Regions from separate parts of the Homo sapiens genome. Here region 1 is linked to region 2. The links are chromatin contacts, found by Hi-C or POLR2A ChIA-PET in ENCODE. All regions are on one chromosome and are shown on one strand. Each heading gives the region's core, a stretch centred on a gene start or an enhancer-like site at or near the end of the contact. The rest is flanking DNA. Distances are from core to core; before and after follow the strand shown. Region 1 overlaps GULP1 (GULP PTB domain containing engulfment adaptor 1). Region 2 overlaps GULP1 (GULP PTB domain containing engulfment adaptor 1).

Region 1 (3,451 bases), core at 557-3,056, 59 kb before region 2:
TATTTGGAAAACATTATTACTGATACCTAGGTAATGGAAAATAGCAAGATTTGTAGATGATGTGTTAAATGTTTTAACTCACAGATATGTTACTATTAAAGCCTGGTGATAGTTCTTTAACAATATATGCCTTTCCCCCTTGAACAAGAAGTAGCCCCAACTATCTCTTTCACATATGATTTATTTGGACTAACCAAGCACATACCCTGTTCATGATGATTAAGAAGGTGAAACTGAATTTTAGAAGGCACTGATTTACTTTCATTTTCATTCTACTTTGACTCTTACGGCAAGGCATTTAGATAGCTTATCCTTCTATTCATAATCATGCTATAACTAGAAGAGATATGTTAATTGGTTAAGACTTTTCTATTTTTATTCCAACAAACAAAACAAAAATTCTTTCTGGGTAGACACAACAGCACAAATTATGTCTTCCTTTAATTATATTATTTCGAATGTACCGCTGACATAAGTTCAAATAGTACCAGAATTCACAGCATAGTATCTTTTGCCAAAACACTAAAAAGACCTGATCTTTTTGAGGGAGGGGGAAGAATGGAGAAACATATCTAAGTCTTGTGCCCTGCTTCCCGTCATAACTTTGATACAAACCCCTTGATACAGACATTGATGATGCCATATCTATATTTTTGACTTTCTTAGATAGATCTCAAATATTATTTTATCTCTTCCTCTGTGTTTCAATCTAAGCCATCTGAATACTTTGAAAGCCATCGTTTTCCAGCTTAGCCACAATATTCTTCAGAAGCCTATTGACCTATTTGTTCAATGTATTTGTTTTCTTCTGTCTCAGCCTCCCGAGTAGCTGGGAATACAACTGTGTGGCATCATGCCCGGCTAATTTTTGTATTTTTAGTAGAGAGGGGGTTTCGCCATGTTGGCCAGACTGGTCTCGAACCCCTGACCTCAGGTGATCTGCCCGCTTTGGCCTCCCAAAGTGCTGGGTGGATTACAGGTGTGAGCTACCGCGCCCAGCTTCTTTTTCATATTCTAACATGACTTTAGAGAGAAAGAAAGAATCTCAGTTTAGGTTGCCCCAGAGGCAAACACTGAGGTAATAATAACTTCAATGCGAGAAGTTTATTTGGGAGATGATCCCAGGAAATATTAGCAGGGATGAAAAGAAAGAAGTGAGACCCGGAGTGGAAGACCTCCTACCAACACAGAGATCATTATCAGGCCTGTAACACTACTGGCAACTGCAGCTTAATCTGGCTGGGGAAAATCAGACATCCACTGTGAAATACACCCCTCAGATATATCTCACTGTAAGAATGAGAGCTAGCATATTTATACACCAATCCTCATTAGTCATTAGCTGAGGGTTGCTCCCAGGGGCATTAATTCCCTGGAACTTTCAGCCTATTTGGTTGGCAAAGTGGTCTCTTGTGGCCAAAGAATCCCTTAGGTAGAGAAATGCAGGATAAGCATTAGAAATTTTGCCAGTCTGAACTACAGCACTAAAAGAGAGGTTATAGGCTGATCATCAACAGCATCTACTACAAAAAGCAACAATTTTAAATTTTGAATTAAAATATTAGCACAGTATATTTTAAGGCCATATATTTATATTTTATAATTTTAGTGAAAAATAATGTTTGCTTACTCAGTAACACTATTATTTATTAAATCGTATGTTATTTTCTTAGCATTCACTGGATCTTAGCATGTATGAATGACACAATTCATTTCACCTTGCTGTAAAATGTAAGGGTTGTATCATCACATACTTCCAGCTCTAAAAATAGATGTGTTTATCCTGGACAGGAAATTTCAAGCATGACACATAGTTAAAAGGTAAACTATAAAACCATGTCATAATTTCCACAGTCTTTTATCAGATCATGTTTTTCTTGTTTGTTGGTCTTAAATGAGAGGAGAGAAAAGGAAGAACAAAATTAGTTCTTTTTTAGGATGATATAGTTTTTCCATTTTTCTTTTGACAACTATTGATCTTATGAACAGAAATTAGAGAGAAATAATTCGAGATAAATAATTGTTATCAAAACTATTCAATACATTTCATTCCAAATTTTATAAAAGAAAATATTTTCCTTAAAATGGTCAATTCAATTTAATCAAGATAAATAATTGTTAATAAAACTCTTCAATTGATCTAATTCCAAAATTTAATAAAAGAAAATATTATCCTTGAAATGGTCAATTCAATTTAACATCCCCGTAGCCTTTATTTTTATCTTACGTTGACTGAAACCCAGTCATACTGCAGGAAATACTTTTCAAACTAGAATATTTTATGCAATGTGACAGAATAAAGAAGAGCACAAAAATACACATATCAAAAAATAAGAACTAACTTATGCCTACTTCTGCCTTTCTTCTTGCAGGAAATGACATATTTTCCAAATGGGATCTATTATTCTATGTCTGATATGATTAGATTTTTCATAGAAAGAGCACTTTGAATATTCTTGCAAAACTCAGACTGGCTTAGGGGCTGCTCTTTTGAACATATTTTTATTTTAAAATATAAAATCCTGATTTCCAATTCAAATGCTTCTTAAAATTTTAGTATGAACATAATATGCTCAATTTGATACTGTTTTGCCACCATTTATTATATATTTTCACACAATTTGAAGACGTATATGAAATTAAATGAAACCAACTATTTCTTTACTAAAACTTCCTTTATCCCCAACAGTACCATTTAAGAAAAACATTATTAATGCTGCAATATGACAAAATGCTTCAATTTGTTAATGTAACAGGTAAATCTTAAATATTCTATATGCAATAAACCAAGCAAAACAGAGAAGTCAGGCCAACTTGTATTTCTACTTGTCATCATATGAAATACAGACCACCATTATCATGATCTTAAAATATTTTCAAAATCATTATTCTCTTTTTTACCTAAGTCCAATAATTTAACAGTATTTAATCTAATTTGCAAAATGTTTTAGGAGTTTTCCTGGATATTTCTTTCTTATCCTCTATAAGCTCCTAAATTCAAAATATATAAAATAAGATCTTGGCCCTGATTTTCTTTTCTATTTTTTTCTTGTTTGTCCTGTGACTTTAAGTAAGTAAACGTTCAATCCCCACTGATTGCTCACACCTGAAATCTGGCATGATTAATCACTCTTTTTTCCCTTACCACCTACATGCAGTTAAATAAATTCAATTCTGCTTAATACAACAATCTCCAGTTTGTTTTCCCTCCCAGTTTACACTCCCCACCTATCCATCCCTAGCCAGTCGTAATTTCTCTAACAAGTAATTTGGCCACATCACCAATGCACAAAGTACACATGCCTTAGTATGCCTTTAAGACACCTTCTCAAATGTTTTCACCCCATGTTCCAAGCAAAAGGTACAAAGAAGGTGATATTAGGATGATTGTCCTAAGTAGCTTGGAGCAATCACTTCCTATGTATTCTAGTCATCTCACTAAGGAAATGAC
Region 2 (3,806 bases), core at 18-2,517:
GCAAATTAGTATATTCAGGAGCCTAACTATATGACACAATTATTTAAATTAATAAAACTTTTCACATAGCCTATTTGCAAACTTGTGACATTTTTCTTGTCTAGTATCTTGCTGCCCAGAAGGTAAATCATAGAGGAGAGAGCAAAATTGAGAGGATACGCCAGCAATCCCCTCCACTTAAAAATTTGAAATTGGCCTTAGGATTCATAAGTGACCACAGCTATAATAGTTCTAAATGACTACATTTAATGAGCACATACAAAACTGAAAAAAAAAATAGGAAAACAGTGATAGTAAAAGCAAACTTCCCTTTCCCTAACTTTGTACACACATACACACACACACACACACACACACACACACACACACACATATCTTCAGATATCTCCTTAATGGCACATTTTCATTCAATTTGCACTCACAAACTCCTTAACTGCACACTTTTTGGAGAAGGAAGTGATTTCTCTGTGGGCAGCAAAAAAATTGAGGATTCTTCAGGATATTGTTTAAATAAATATTAAAATAACAGTCCTTCATGAATAAGTGGTTATTCATCCTTTAAACATTTATTGCCAACTGCAACTGTGCATGCAAAGAGTGGAGTCCCTAGAATATAAAAGAATATGTACCACAGCACAGCCTATGTTCAGGGCAGTTACAAAGGGAACAGATCTAAAACTAGATATACCTGACTCTAAAACCCATGCCTTTCTTCTGTGCTGAGATTGCAATCTAGCTACAACACAGTAAAATACAATGAAATAAAATAAAATCGCAGGAAGTACAATGGCAATTCAGGGAGAAGAGGAGATATTCACTCTGTCTGCAAAGGATTAAAAGAGAACCCAAGCAGCTTAAGGTGAGAGGCAAAATGTGAGCTGGATCTGGAAGAGTGTCGATATTTACAGACAAATAAATTTATATTGGTTTTTAGGAAAACTCAACGAAGAGAAGAAAGGACAGCAAACGCAAAGGTAAAATCTCCTAAGGATGCAGTGATTGTCCAGTTTGTATCAAGTAGGGGGAGGAATGAGAACATAAGCACAGTGCAGATGGTAGAGCAAATAGAGGGTAAAGATAAAGAGGTCTTGACAAAAGGCAGAACTTTGAAGGCTTTTGGCCAGAATAAAACATGATCAGGGCTGCCATGAACAAGAGTGAGAAAATACCTAAGACTGGGAGAAAAGAATTTCAAACCACAGGCAAGAGGTATTGAAGGCCAAAGTCAGGGTCAGGGAAGTAGTGGGAATGCACACTGGCTGGCTTTGACGTACTACTCAGCCATAAAGTCTACAACTTCAAATAAATGTGACCTTTACCACAAAGAGCTAAGTGAGAGTGGCACAAGAAACTGTAGTCAATATACATTTCCAAAATAAACCTTTATAAAACAGCTGAAATAACAAAGGTAGAGAAGAATTGCAGTGTTGTGAGAAACTGAGAAATAGCGACAGAAATACCTGGTAAAAGAATAGCTACAAATTTGGATAACAAACCACCATGAATACTATTATATCCAGCCACGTTATAAACTATTTTAATGCCATTTGGAGGAGATCTAGAATTAAGCTGAAATCAGCTTTAACTTTCTCTTTTTCTCTAAGGTATTACAAAGTTCATGCCATGAGAATAGGACAAACTAACGAGGTTATATTGTTTCTTCATTTACAACCTCACCTAGCAGCCAATGCCAACCTCTTCCTCTACCCCTAAAAAAAAAAGCTCTAAAATATAAATGCAGCATACTGAATTATACTCTATAATGATTAATACACTGTATAGAGAACACTGTGTATACAATTTGAAAATAATGAAGCAGAAGAATTTTTGATCATGTTGTTGATGATTCCTACTTAAAACCTGAAACCCCTGCAAATTAAAGGGCAAGTTTTGTAATGCACAAATTTTTTCCCATCAACTCAGTGGTGATACTTTAGATAATTTTAAGTGATTCCTGGGTAATTTTATTTTATTCATTTATTTATTTATTTATTTTTGAGACAGAGTTTCACTCCTGTTGTCCAGGCTGGAGTGCAATGGCACAATCTTGCTCGATCTTGGCTCACTGCAACCTCCGCCTCCTAGGTTCAAGAGATTCTCATGCCTCAGCCTCCCAAGTAGCTGGGATTACAGGCATCTGCCACCACACCCGGCTAATTTGTATTTTTAGTAGAGTTGGTGTTTCACCATGTTGGTCAGGCTGGTCTCAAACTCCTGACCTTAGGTGATCTGCCCGCCTCTGACTCCCAAAGTGCTGGGATTACAGGTGTGAGCCACCATGCTTGGCTACCTGAGTAATCTTTTAACTCTGTGATCCTTTTTACTTTACTATTTAATGTGTACTGAAAAAAAAAAGATATAGAAGACTACATTTCCCCTTTAAATATATTTAAGTTTTTAAAAAGTTTATTTCAATAAAAATACATCTATACAAGTGATAAACAGTGCCAGTAATACAATAAAATCTTATATGTGAAAAACATTTTTAGCATGTTAGCACACTAAACTTACTGCCACAGATAATTTCATCAGAACGTTATCTTTTAGTAGTTTTCTACTCAATCCCAGTTTATGGAAAAATCAGGTCTATTGTATTAGACTCAGTATTAGTATCAAATATAACAACAATATCTAGAATTTGGTTTATATTAATTTACAAAGAAAACATTTCATCTATTGGATATGCCATTTTCAAATCTTTTGAAATTGGTTTACATAGTTAGAAATTATAAAAGCAGAATCAGAAATTACAGATATAAAGATTGGTGTGTTGAAGACAGAAAAATAAATTGATCCATTAAAATCAATACAATGCTTGAATTTCGCATTCAAATTTTAACTTCAAAAAAAGGTTGAGTATTGTTTCTTCAAAGGAAGTGATTTAACCACATGCCAGGAAAAGCTTGAAATAGGTAATTCTTTTAAAATAGCCTATAGTAGAAATTCCTTTTAAAGTCAACAGGAAATTCATTAAACATGAATATATACCAAGGGCGGAAATAAGACCATTAAGTCTAGAAATATAGGAAACTGTTTTTTTGAAGTAGTCTACATTTCACTCTGAAGGACAGTTGGTTTCTTTTCCTTTTGTAGGTGTTTTTTTTTTTCTGGAGGAGGAGAGTACAAAAATTTTTAATTTCAAAGATTAACATGTCTGAAAACATATCCTAGATAGTACATAGATAAGGTTTTTGTTATTAAAACATTACTGAGTTTTGCAAATTTTAGGTAAAATCTTAAAATTTTAGTTTATGTTATTTCCATTTAAATTGAAGATTGCCCATATTCACATAGAAGATGAATGTTGAAGGATTATGTATAGAAAATCCATACATACTTAAACTTTATGATGCAGCATCTATTTTGAAAGCCTGTTTGTTTTATTTTTTTTAACAAAACATGCTTCTCAGAAAATATGTTTATATGTTGCATTGCATTGCTATAGCCCAAATGCATACATTTTTGTAAAATACCAAGAGTCAAAGTGCTGTATAAACTTTTGTCAGGACATAGGAAAGAAGGTCTTATACCAGGTTACTGATACTCACAGAGATATGTGAAAACATTTCTTTCAAGTTGGAGAGGACTTTTTCATCAGTGAATATTCTTTCCATGTAATGATGCAGCAAATACATACCTACTGCCAAGGACGTTAAAGTCAATTGTACACATAAGGAGTGAAGGTTCAATACTGTTCTATTTATGATAATTTTAATTATACTTCAAAACACATTATGTTTCAGGGATAGCCACCTTTCCTTTAAAAATATGTCCAAAAAATACTATATGAGTTTAGAGATGCTAAT

What was found. A loop is a pair of places that touch in the nucleus more often than their neighbours do. ChIA-PET counts read pairs that join two places held with the same protein, here RNA polymerase II (POLR2A).
Region 1: a loop to region 2 is called in a map of endothelial cell of umbilical vein, with 4 times the contacts of the local background. The contact joins two enhancer-like sites. A Hi-C loop is called at or near these places in 4 of 168 maps with a recorded cell type or tissue (PC-3, endothelial cell of umbilical vein, heart left ventricle and 1 more). POLR2A ChIA-PET finds 5 or more read pairs at or near these places in 1 of 52 experiments (Panc1).

What each region holds. Positions count from the first base shown.
Region 1 is chr2:188,380,151-188,383,601 of GRCh38, reverse strand. All of the region lies in intron 1 of GULP1 (GULP PTB domain containing engulfment adaptor 1), which reads right to left. Among named protein-coding and RNA genes, the nearest start is that of MIR561, 84 kb to the right of the region's middle. Within about 2 kb of position 1,806, at least 3 of the 41 ENCODE cell types and tissues checked have a DNase peak (open chromatin) inside an H3K27ac peak, as active enhancers do; they include endothelial cell of umbilical vein, where a contact is called at or near this core.
Region 2 is chr2:188,320,217-188,324,022 of GRCh38, reverse strand. All of the region lies in intron 1 of GULP1 (GULP PTB domain containing engulfment adaptor 1), which reads right to left. Among named protein-coding and RNA genes, the nearest start is that of MIR561, 25 kb to the right of the region's middle. Within about 2 kb of position 1,267, at least 4 of the 41 ENCODE cell types and tissues checked have a DNase peak (open chromatin) inside an H3K27ac peak, as active enhancers do; they include endothelial cell of umbilical vein, where a contact is called at or near this core.